2 separate regions of the Homo sapiens genome follow, and region 1 is linked to region 2. A link is an interaction called in ENCODE POLR2A ChIA-PET data of the cell type or tissue named here. Cell type or tissue: PC-9. All regions are shown on one strand. Each heading gives the region's core, and the rest is flanking DNA. Links, peaks and the distances in the headings are about the cores only. Region 1 overlaps IL1RN (interleukin 1 receptor antagonist). Region 2 holds the start of LINC02966 (long intergenic non-protein coding RNA 2966).

What was found. Peaks named below come from ENCODE experiments on the same cell type or tissue, not always from the same donor. Only the 100,000 strongest peaks of a DNase experiment are listed, where the experiment ranks them.
Region 1: POLR2A ChIA-PET joins it to region 2 with 5 read pairs; 1 of 35 experiments calls an interaction of 5 or more read pairs at or near these places.

Annotation. Positions count from the first base shown.
Region 1 is chr2:113,131,428-113,136,801 of GRCh38, forward strand. IL1RN (interleukin 1 receptor antagonist) reads left to right here. Exons shown (of 4, transcript NM_173842.3): 4 at 1,229-2,587. The coding sequence ends at 1,444. Among named protein-coding and RNA genes, the nearest start is that of IL1RN, 6.5 kb to the left of the region's middle. RefSeq lists a silencer at 4,040-4,189. In PC-9, for the core only: no CTCF peak of the experiment used is centred there; a DNase peak (open chromatin) is centred at 2,454.
Region 2 is chr2:113,324,056-113,329,429 of GRCh38, forward strand. LINC02966 (long intergenic non-protein coding RNA 2966) reads left to right here and starts at 983. Exons shown (of 4, transcript NR_183358.1): 1 at 983-1,498; 2 at 4,624-4,722. It overlaps LOC105373567 (a long non-coding RNA gene), which reads right to left and starts at 1,264. Exons shown (of 3, transcript XR_923223.4): 1 at 1,183-1,264. In PC-9, for the core only: no CTCF peak of the experiment used is centred there; DNase peaks (open chromatin) are centred at 926 and 5,126; H3K4me3 peaks cover 1,722 bases; H3K27ac peaks cover 1,833 bases.

The sequences.
Region 1 (5,374 bases), core at 280-5,279, 190 kb before region 2:
CTGACTTCCAAAAGGGATTATTCCAAAAAGAGCCTCAACATGCAGGCGCTTATTATGACTTCTGCTTGCATCATCCTATTGGCCAAAGCCAGTCACGTGGCTAAGTCTAGCCCCCTGTGAGAGGAGACTGCATAAGAGTGTGAACACCAGGAGACACGGTCACTGGGGGCCACCACTGTAACCATCTACCACAGGACCTGAATCTCTGTGTGCTACTCCCTTGCTCAAGGGCCCCCCTACCCACGCAGACCTGCTGTCTTCTAGCAAAGCCCATCCTCAGGACCTTTCTCTTCCAATCCTTATTGACTCAAATTGATTAGTTGGTGCTCCACCCAGAGCCCTGTGCTCCTTTATCTCATGTAATGTTAATGGGTTTCCCAGCCCTGGGAAAACATGGCTTTGTCTCAGGGGCTTGCTGGATGCAAGCTTAACCTCAATGTGAGTGGCCATACTGTGGCACTGTCCCATCCCTCACCAGGGACACTGTTCTGGAGGGTGACTGCCTGTTCTGTGAGGAGTGGGGATGGCTAGGACATTGCATGGAACACACCACCACCCCATCTTCTCAGAGCTCAAACCCTGACAGAACACCAGCTCCACAGGCCTTGGCTTCTGCTGATGGTGCCGTGTATTTACCAGACTTAGTGGTCCAAGGCCAGAGTGGCCAGATTTCCCAAAGTCAAGGTGTGACAGTGGGACAGCCTCTTTGTGTCTTTGCTGTCCTAAGAAACCTGGGCCAGGCCAGGCGCAGTGGCTCACGCCTGTAATCCCAGCACTTTGAGAAGCCAAGGTGGGCAGATCACGAGGTCAGGAGTTTGAGACCAGCCTGGCCAACATGGTGAAACCCTGTCTCTATTAAAAATAGAAAACATTAGACAGGTGTGGTGGTGCATGCCTGTAATCCCAGCTACTCAGGAGGCTGAGGCAGGAGAATCGCTTGAACCCAGGAGGTGGAGGTTGCAGTGAGCCGAGATTGTGCCACTGCACTCCAGCCTAGGCGACAGAGCAAGACTCCGTCTCGGGAAAATTAATTAATAAATAAATAAACCTAGGTCCCAGAGTCCCACAGAATGGCAGACAGGAGCACCTGGGGGCTTTTAGGGTATGGCATTTCCCCTGTACTAACTCTGGGCTGTCCAGAGGGCCATTTCATGGCGTGGAGTGGAGAGGGAGGCAGCACAGGACTTCCTAGGCCTCAGCTCTCACCTGCCCATCTTTTGATTTCCAGGCAGTTAACATCACTGACCTGAGCGAGAACAGAAAGCAGGACAAGCGCTTCGCCTTCATCCGCTCAGACAGTGGCCCCACCACCAGTTTTGAGTCTGCCGCCTGCCCCGGTTGGTTCCTCTGCACAGCGATGGAAGCTGACCAGCCCGTCAGCCTCACCAATATGCCTGACGAAGGCGTCATGGTCACCAAATTCTACTTCCAGGAGGACGAGTAGTACTGCCCAGGCCTGCCTGTTCCCATTCTTGCATGGCAAGGACTGCAGGGACTGCCAGTCCCCCTGCCCCAGGGCTCCCGGCTATGGGGGCACTGAGGACCAGCCATTGAGGGGTGGACCCTCAGAAGGCGTCACAACAACCTGGTCACAGGACTCTGCCTCCTCTTCAACTGACCAGCCTCCATGCTGCCTCCAGAATGGTCTTTCTAATGTGTGAATCAGAGCACAGCAGCCCCTGCACAAAGCCCTTCCATGTCGCCTCTGCATTCAGGATCAAACCCCGACCACCTGCCCAACCTGCTCTCCTCTTGCCACTGCCTCTTCCTCCCTCATTCCACCTTCCCATGCCCTGGATCCATCAGGCCACTTGATGACCCCCAACCAAGTGGCTCCCACACCCTGTTTTACAAAAAAGAAAAGACCAGTCCATGAGGGAGGTTTTTAAGGGTTTGTGGAAAATGAAAATTAGGATTTCATGATTTTTTTTTTTCAGTCCCCGTGAAGGAGAGCCCTTCATTTGGAGATTATGTTCTTTCGGGGAGAGGCTGAGGACTTAAAATATTCCTGCATTTGTGAAATGATGGTGAAAGTAAGTGGTAGCTTTTCCCTTCTTTTTCTTCTTTTTTTGTGATGTCCCAACTTGTAAAAATTAAAAGTTATGGTACTATGTTAGCCCCATAATTTTTTTTTTCCTTTTAAAACACTTCCATAATCTGGACTCCTCTGTCCAGGCACTGCTGCCCAGCCTCCAAGCTCCATCTCCACTCCAGATTTTTTACAGCTGCCTGCAGTACTTTACCTCCTATCAGAAGTTTCTCAGCTCCCAAGGCTCTGAGCAAATGTGGCTCCTGGGGGTTCTTTCTTCCTCTGCTGAAGGAATAAATTGCTCCTTGACATTGTAGAGCTTCTGGCACTTGGAGACTTGTATGAAAGATGGCTGTGCCTCTGCCTGTCTCCCCCACCGGGCTGGGAGCTCTGCAGAGCAGGAAACATGACTCGTATATGTCTCAGGTCCCTGCAGGGCCAAGCACCTAGCCTCGCTCTTGGCAGGTACTCAGCGAATGAATGCTGTATATGTTGGGTGCAAAGTTCCCTACTTCCTGTGACTTCAGCTCTGTTTTACAATAAAATCTTGAAAATGCCTATATTGTTGACTATGTCCTTGGCCTTGACAGGCTTTGGGTATAGAGTGCTGAGGAAACTGAAAGACCAATGTGTCTTTCTTACCCCAGAGGCTGGCGCCTGGCCTCTTCTCTGAGAGTTCTTTTCTTCCTTCAGCCTCACTCTCCCTGGATAACATGAGAGCAAATCTCTCTGCAAAAAAGATATGGGGCAGCACTGTCCACAACAGCCTCTGCTGGAAACAACCCAAGCACCCATCACAGAATGAATTAGTACATCATGTATCTGCACACAACACAGTGCTCCTTGGCAAAGAAAATGAATGAATTACAGCCAGCTGCACCTCACAAGACAGATAATCTTACAAACATCATGTGGGTACAAGAATCACAAAAGCATGCATAGAGTGTGATTCCATTTCTACAAAGTTCAAAACGGGCAACATGGGGCTGTTGTGTGGAGGGCTGTGGAAACAGGTGGTGCAGAGAGAAGCAAGGCCATGCTCTGTCTGAAGGCCCAGTGACACTTGGCCCCTGCGAGAGAGAGTGGCAGGCAGGAGCACCTGGGGGATTTTAGGGTCCAGACAACATTCTATTTCTTGGCATGGATGCAGTTAGGCGGTTTTCTGTATGTATATTTTATTTCACAATACCTAGAAAATAAAAAGACTTGCCCCCCAACAACCAGGGTGTAAAGAAAGGAGCATCTGGGAAATTATGAGATTAGTGAATGGAGTATTGAATTTGTCCCCATAGGTGGGAGTGCAAGACCATGAGTGACCACTTATCAAACACACCTCAGTAAACAGTCAGGAGAGTGAGGAGTGTGGTCCTTTCACCTGCCCAGGTTGTTTCTGTTAGATTCTGGGCTTGGTCTCTGGAGTCCAAGAGGCAGGCCCCAGTGAGGTCATGCACTTGCTGTCTGATTTTGGCCAAGTCACCTCCCTTTGTGGGGACTGTTCCTCATTTGTTTGAGGGGAATGTTGATTTGGATGGGGATTTTCCAAACAGAGCTCCTTGGACCCTTCCCTCTAAGGTCTCTGGAAATGGGAAACCCTGCAGAGGGGAGGATAAATGGGCCAGGATTCATCCCTTGAACCCTGTTCCCAACAGAGCCCTCTGTTTTTCTCTTCTTTACAACTTGGACCTCCCATGGGACTTTGTTTGAAAGGGAGACTTCATTGCTAAAAGCAAACTAAACTAAATAGGCTAAAAGGCAACAAACTGGAGAAAATGTTTAAGGTCTTCTCTAGATCTAAGATCCTATGACGTTGAGGAGGTCATCCAACATCTCTGAGTTTTCTCTTTCTTGTATATAAAATGGAAGTAGCTGGCAGGGCAGGGCATGTGTCGTTGATATATTTTTAATCCTGGTAAAAGGAGGAGGTTCAAGGCAGAAAACTCATCAAAGCTTAATGACAACAATAGCAGCTAACATTTGTGAGGCTCTAAGGTAAAACCCAAGGCTAAGACTCTTCATGCAAACTAGGTCAAGCAGCAAGCTACAGGTTAGAAACAGGCAAGGCAGCAAAACAGTCACATGGGTGAACTCTGGGACTCTGCAGTCACACTCTGACTCTCCTGCTTGCACTGGGTGCTCATAAGCAAGCTAGTTAACACCTCAGAGCCTTGGTTTTCCCACCACTAAATGCAAATAATAGGCAATGCTGAGTTATTGCAAAGTTACTTAATCTTTGCAATAGCCTTCTGTGGTGAGTGGCATATTCTTATTATTATTATTAGTCCTAGAAGAGTCAGTGCTCAAAGGAATCTGCTTTAGAGCCTTATTGCTCCAAGTGTGGTTCATGCATCAGCAACATCAGCATACTTCTGGAGTTAAAATGCAGATTCTCAGATCTCAGGCTTGACTTACTGACTTAGGGTCATCATCTTAACCAGATCTCCCATGCACATTAAATTTGAGAAGCACTGTTTTAAAATGCATTAGCCGGGTGCAGTAGTTCATGCTTGTAATCTCAGCACTTTGGGAGGCCGAGGCAGGTGGATCACATGAGGTCAGGAGTTCGAGATCAGCCTGACCAACATGGTGAAACCTCATCTCTATTAAAAATATAAAATTAGCTGGGCATGGTGGCGCATACCTGTAATCCTAGCTACTCAGGAGGCTGAGGCAGGAGAATCACTTGAACCTGGGAGGTGGAGGTTGCAGTGAGCCGAGATCACACCATTGCACTCCAACCTGGGCAACAAGAGCAAAACTCTGTCTCAAAATAAAGAAAGAAATAAGATAAAATAAAAAGCATAAATCGCACAATGCATAAGTTTTGGCATACGCACTAGCATAAAGGGATTCTCCTACTTATAAACCTAGCCCATCTCCTTACTCTCTATCACACTAGCCCATTGATGACACCAAAAACTCCCCTCTTAACACTTTAGCTGGGCATGGTGGTTCACGCCTGTAATCCCAGCACTTTGGGAGGCTGAGGTGGGCAGAGCACTTGAGGCCAGGAGTTCAAGACCAGCCTGACCAACATGGCAAAACCCTGTCTCTACTGAAAATGCCAAAAAATTAGCCAGGCATGGTGGTACATGCCTGTAATCCCAGCTACTTGGGAGGCTGAGGCATGAGAATCACTCAAACCTGGAAGGTGACAGTTGCGGTGAGCTGAGATCATGCCACTGCATCCCAGCCTGGGTGATAGTGAGACCCTGTCTCAAACAAACAAAAAAACAAAACACTTCCTTACTTTGGTTTAAAGTGTTCCATAAAATATTCCTAAGAGGAAAAACTTTAAATCATCATCGTGCTGCTAGAATGTCAGCTCAACCCATGCAGATATTTTTG
Region 2 (5,374 bases), core at 293-5,292:
GCCTGGCTTGGGATCACAGGCTGCGGGGGTGGTGAAGCAGTGTGCAGATTCTGAAGCCTGGCACCCCCACCCGGGGCCCCAGGAGCCAGGTTCACCCACACAGAAACTCAAGGGAGGCTGCGTTTCCTAATCAACAGCCTGCACCGTGTGGTAGATGCTTTTCCTGTGGGTCATCTCTTTAAATTCTCCCAAGCCTGAAAAGAGAGATTATTGTTCCCATTTTCGAGATCAGAAAACTGAGGCTCAGAAGAGTGAAGTAGCCTGCTTAAGAACGCATGTCTTCATCATAATAGTTGGTATGCAGGTTTCCCTCCCTGTCTCCATCACACACACACACACACACACACACACACACACACACACACACACACACTGCAATGACTGTCTCTCTAGGCCGGCTAACAGTGGACCAAGATGAGCCCATCCTTGCCTGCATCCTGCATCAGTCCACCGGGAGCAGGCAGCAGGGATAAGGATGGGGAGGACGTGGTCAAGGAGTCGGACTACAGGCACCCCTGTGGCTCAGGGCATAGAGGGGGCTCAGGACACATGGAGCACCCCCTCGCCCACATTCCTTTTCCGGGTCTGCCTCTCTACCAGACATCTCTCCTTCCTCCTTTTTTGCATCCTCTTTGGATTCATTTTCTCCTCTCCTTTTATTTCCCCTTCTCTGCTTCCTGATTCACCCCTTGCTGTCTTTTCCAGTCTTTTCCGTTCCTCTCTTCAGTCTCTCCCTCTCCCTTTGCTTCCTTTCTCTGGACTCCCCTGGCTCCTTCTCCCTTTCTCATCCTCCCTCGTGTTTTCCTCTCTTTGTCTCTTCGATCTCCTTCCCTCCTTTTCCGTTTGTCTCTCCCTGGCCTGCGCCCCTCCCCGCCGCTCGCAGCCTCCCGCGCGCTCCTCCCTCGGCGCCGCCAACCCTCCCTCCGCCCCCTCGGCCCCGCCCTCCCCTCGCCAGTCTCCCCCTCCCCTCTCCGCTCTCGCTCTCCGTGATTTATTACTTGCCCTGCTGCTTCTGACAAACTATTTGTAGGAAAATGAGATTTGGTCCGCGCTGGATGGCTCCTCTGGGAGGCAGGCGTGGGGGTCGGGTGTCGGAGGCCCCGTGCGCCCCCCCACCCCCCACCAGAGCCCACGGCGCTCACGGAGCTCTTTAAGATAAATGAGCAAAATTAAGAGACTCACTGGGGGAAGAAAACACTGGATGGGAGCGAGCGAGAGCGGATGGTACTTGGTTTCCTCCCAGAAATGCATCCACGTGCGCCCCACTGGGGCCTCCCCCATCTGCTGCAGACTCCAGGGAACTTCCTCCCCTCAAAGACGAACTTCCAGCCCTGGAGCATGTTTCTTCCTTTCCTGGGATGTGGCGCTGAAAAGGGCAGAAACCTCTAGTAAGGCACAAGCAACAGATTGGGGGTGGAGCAGCAGGTCTCTTTGGAGGTGGCCTGGAAGAAACCGGACAGAGAGGATGGGAAGGGGAGAAACAGAAGAGTGTGACGAGGTGGGTGTCCAAGGGCAATGGGACAGGCAGTCCGGGTGGGAGAGTGGACCTGAGGAAGTAGCTGCAGGCCCAGACTACTTCAGCCACACCCTGATCCCCTGGGACCCTCAGGGCACAGGAGGCAGTGCTGGCTCCAACCTCAGTCCAAGGAGCTGTGGAAGCCTCAGAGGTCCTTGGCAGAGATGAGCCCTCAATTCTCACCTCAAAGGCAGCGATTGAAGTTTTCTCTTGTTTGGGTGGCAGAACTATAAGTTGTCAGAGGGCAGGTAGTGGGTCTTTGGTTTTTCTGCAGTGCCACAGGGCTAGCTTACCTTAGAGGCCATAAGTATTATTTGTTGAGATGCATGAATACAAGAATGTCTTATAAGCTCTAGGCTCAATTTTCAACTCCCACAGATGTGCAATGAAAACAATTTTCCAGACTACTTTTTTTCCCTCTTATTTTGAAAGCAATACACTTATTTTTTCCATCAAACATTAAGACAACAGAGATAAGCAACATAGAAGAAAATAATAATCACCTGTTATTCTACTACGAACAATTTGGAATTTATCTTAAGTCTCAAAATATATATGTATTAAAACACAAGGTCATATTGTAAACATTGTTTTGACCTGCTTTATTTCATTCGATGTTAAATTGTAAATACCTTTTTTTTTTTTTTTTTTTTTTTTTGAGATGGAGTCTCGCTCTGTCGCCCAGGCTGGAGTGCAGTGGCGCGATCTCGGTTCACTGCAGGCTCCGCCTCCCGGGTTCACGCCATTCTACTGCCTCAGCCTCCTGAGTAGCTGGGACTACAGGGGCCCGCCATCTCGCCCGGCTAATTTTTTGTATTTTTAGTAGAGACGGGGTTTCACCATGTTAGCCAGGATGGTCTCGATCTCCTGACCTCGTGATCCGCCCGCCTCGGCCTCCCAAAGTGCTGGGATTACAGGCGTGAGCCACCGCGCCCGGTCCCTTTTTATATCATGTTAAATATTTCTTCTAAAACAAAATTTTAAGTTGTTACAGTGATTTTTTATAGGTTTGTATGCTCTATGGATGATTTTTTTTAACAAGGCACATATTTTTGTTCATTTTGATTGTTTCTAAATTTTTGCTATTATCAAGATTTCCTAACTTTTGCATTATTCAGATTTTTTTTTTTTTTTTTTTTTTTTAGACGGAGTCTTGCACTGTTGCCCAGGCTAGAGTGCAGTGGCGTGATCTCCTCTCACTGCAAGCTCCGCCTCCTGGGTTCACGCCATTCTCCTGCCTCAGCCTCCCAAGTAGCTGGGACCACAGGTGCCTGCCACCACACCCGGCTCATTTTTTGTATTTTTAGTAGAGATCGGGTTTCACCGTGTTAGCCAGGATGGTCTTGATCTCCTTACTTCGTGATCCGCCCACCTTGGCCTCCCAAAGTGCTGGGATTACAGGTGTGAGCCACCGCACCTGGCCTAGATCATCCCATTTTTATCATAGTCAGTGTCTTAGTCTGTTTTGTGTTGCTGTAACACAATACCACAGCCTAAGAAATTTATAAAGAAAATTTTTTTTGTTCTTACTCTTCTGGAGGCTGGGAAATCCAAGGTTGGGGGCTGCATCTGGTGAGGACCTTCTTGCTGTATCATCCTAGCCGGGAAGGAGGAAGGGGAAAAGAGCAGGAAGGAGCAAGAGAGAAAGCAGGGCAGACTCATCCCTTTTATCAGAAACCTGCTCCATCAATAACTAACTCCCATGATAACACCATTAATCCATTAACGAGGACAGAGCCCAATAACCCTTAAATATCCATCCTCTTAACACTGTTGCATTGGAGATTAAGTTACCAACATTTGAACTCTGGGGGACACATTCAGACCATAGCAGTCAGTTATAAAAGCGTGATTTATGCTTTTTCCTAGTTTCATAAGCATAAGATGTGACATATTTTAATAGCTGACAATTCTACAGGGCCTGATCTGAGTTCCTAGCCTAGATCAGCCTTTCTAGAACTTTGTAGATTTTCAAAGATGACCAGTTCTGCAAGCCAGGGTAATCTGGCATGTTCTGGAAGCAAAGGAAGTGGATATGGCTTCAGCCATAGGAAACAAAAAAGATATGATATTTAAAGAAAAAGATTATTCAGTTCAAATCTTCCTAAAACATTTACGAAACAAATGTGCACCAAGTTTTAATACTGGGTGAAGTTACCTCTGATTGGTGTTAACTATGTTATGTGAGGATACCAATTTCAAAGTATATGAAAATGTAAAACTTGAAAATGGTGGAGTCATCCTAAGTATTACTTCATAAAATACAAGTAGAGAAGAAAAAGAAGATTTGACATATAAAGATACGAGAGAAAAACACTCAAAATTATGTGACCTCACACAGGTAACCCTTTCAAGTGATGGGGCACTTTTCAAGTGGAAGCTTTCCTCCCTGCCTTGAAAACAAGAATGTGTGACTGGTGTCCATTTGTATGTCTGTCTGTCAGTCTGGAGTGTGTGGTCTTAGGAAGGCTGGAAGATGATGCAAAACACTTTGATCATTTGTTCTTTGCGTTTCTGCTGCTATTAGCACTTGCATGTGCTGTACTGAGACTTCTACTGACACAACTCCTCCAATCAATGTATTTCTTGGAGGACACCTTACTCACTTGTTCTAAACTTCAGTGTCCTGGGTCTCTGAGTGGCTCTCTAGGGCAGTAACGGTGGGAGGGCAGAGTTCACAAACTATGTTCAATATTTGGAAAGGACTGATTACCTACAGTAAAGTGACTTGGGCTAGTAAAATGTCAGGTTTCTTTGCTTTGGGTTGATTTATAACAACTCAATTTGGGAATACGTACTATCTCAATGGATTGCTCTGATTGGCATTTTTCTAGGTCCTTGATTTATAAATGAAAGGGAGAACTGATTATTCAATAAATACAGTCTATTTTTCCTAATTATGTAGGAAATCATGTCTTTGTAATAAAAGGAGTGTTTGATAGAATGAGCTCATGAAGAAGAGTGTAGTGTTCAACTATAGTTCTCTCTACTCCCCAGATGCCATTGGGGTAAAAGTTACCCAAACAAGAGAAGATTCTGTTGACCCTGAAGTTGAAGTATGGTGGAGATTTTCTAGAAAAATCCATTCAAATCTTTTTCTCTCCCAGATCATGAAGGAAAGAGGAGGCGTCTACTGAATGTAAGGTAGAGCCAAAGGCATCTATTGATGACTGAAGAAGAGGCATGAATATGACAAAAACAGGAAGGTAGGCCAAAAAAGATGATTCATAGATGATTCAACATGGAGGCCCCAACCTTATTTTATTAGTAAAAAAAGATGTGGTGGCAAGTGTATGGGGAGAGAAAAGAAATTAAAACACCATGATCCTTTTAATACAGTCCAAGATTTACTCTGCATAATCCAGTCATATTTTTGACAGTAAATTCATAGCTCCTCTGTCCCCAGTAACAGAACGGTGATCTTTATGGGGCCGGCGTGAGGAAGCTGGCGGGCACGGCCCCCGTCACATTAAACTGTCTCAGTGAAGAGGCAATTTGTTTGATATTAAGAGTTATAAAAATATCAGCACAGAGCGGTTATGCCAGGGATATTGCACAAGCCAATCTGAATTTTAATGTAGTGTGAGCAATAAGCACCGCATTCCTGAGCTCCTGCCACACTCCCTCTGCAAATATTTGAAGAGAAAAAGACAGAGGTTTTGAGTGTCTTGCTCTTTTCCACTTGTGCTTCATGCGGGCTTGCTCATCACCAGATGTGTGGGAGCTGGCAAGGGTTTCCAGGTGCCTGGAAGGGGGGTTCTCAGGAAGCCCCACACAGGAGATCCAATGGCATCCCTGGCATCGTGTGCAGAGAGAATGGGGTCGGCTTCCTAGCACCTCTGTTCGTGCCCCTCACTC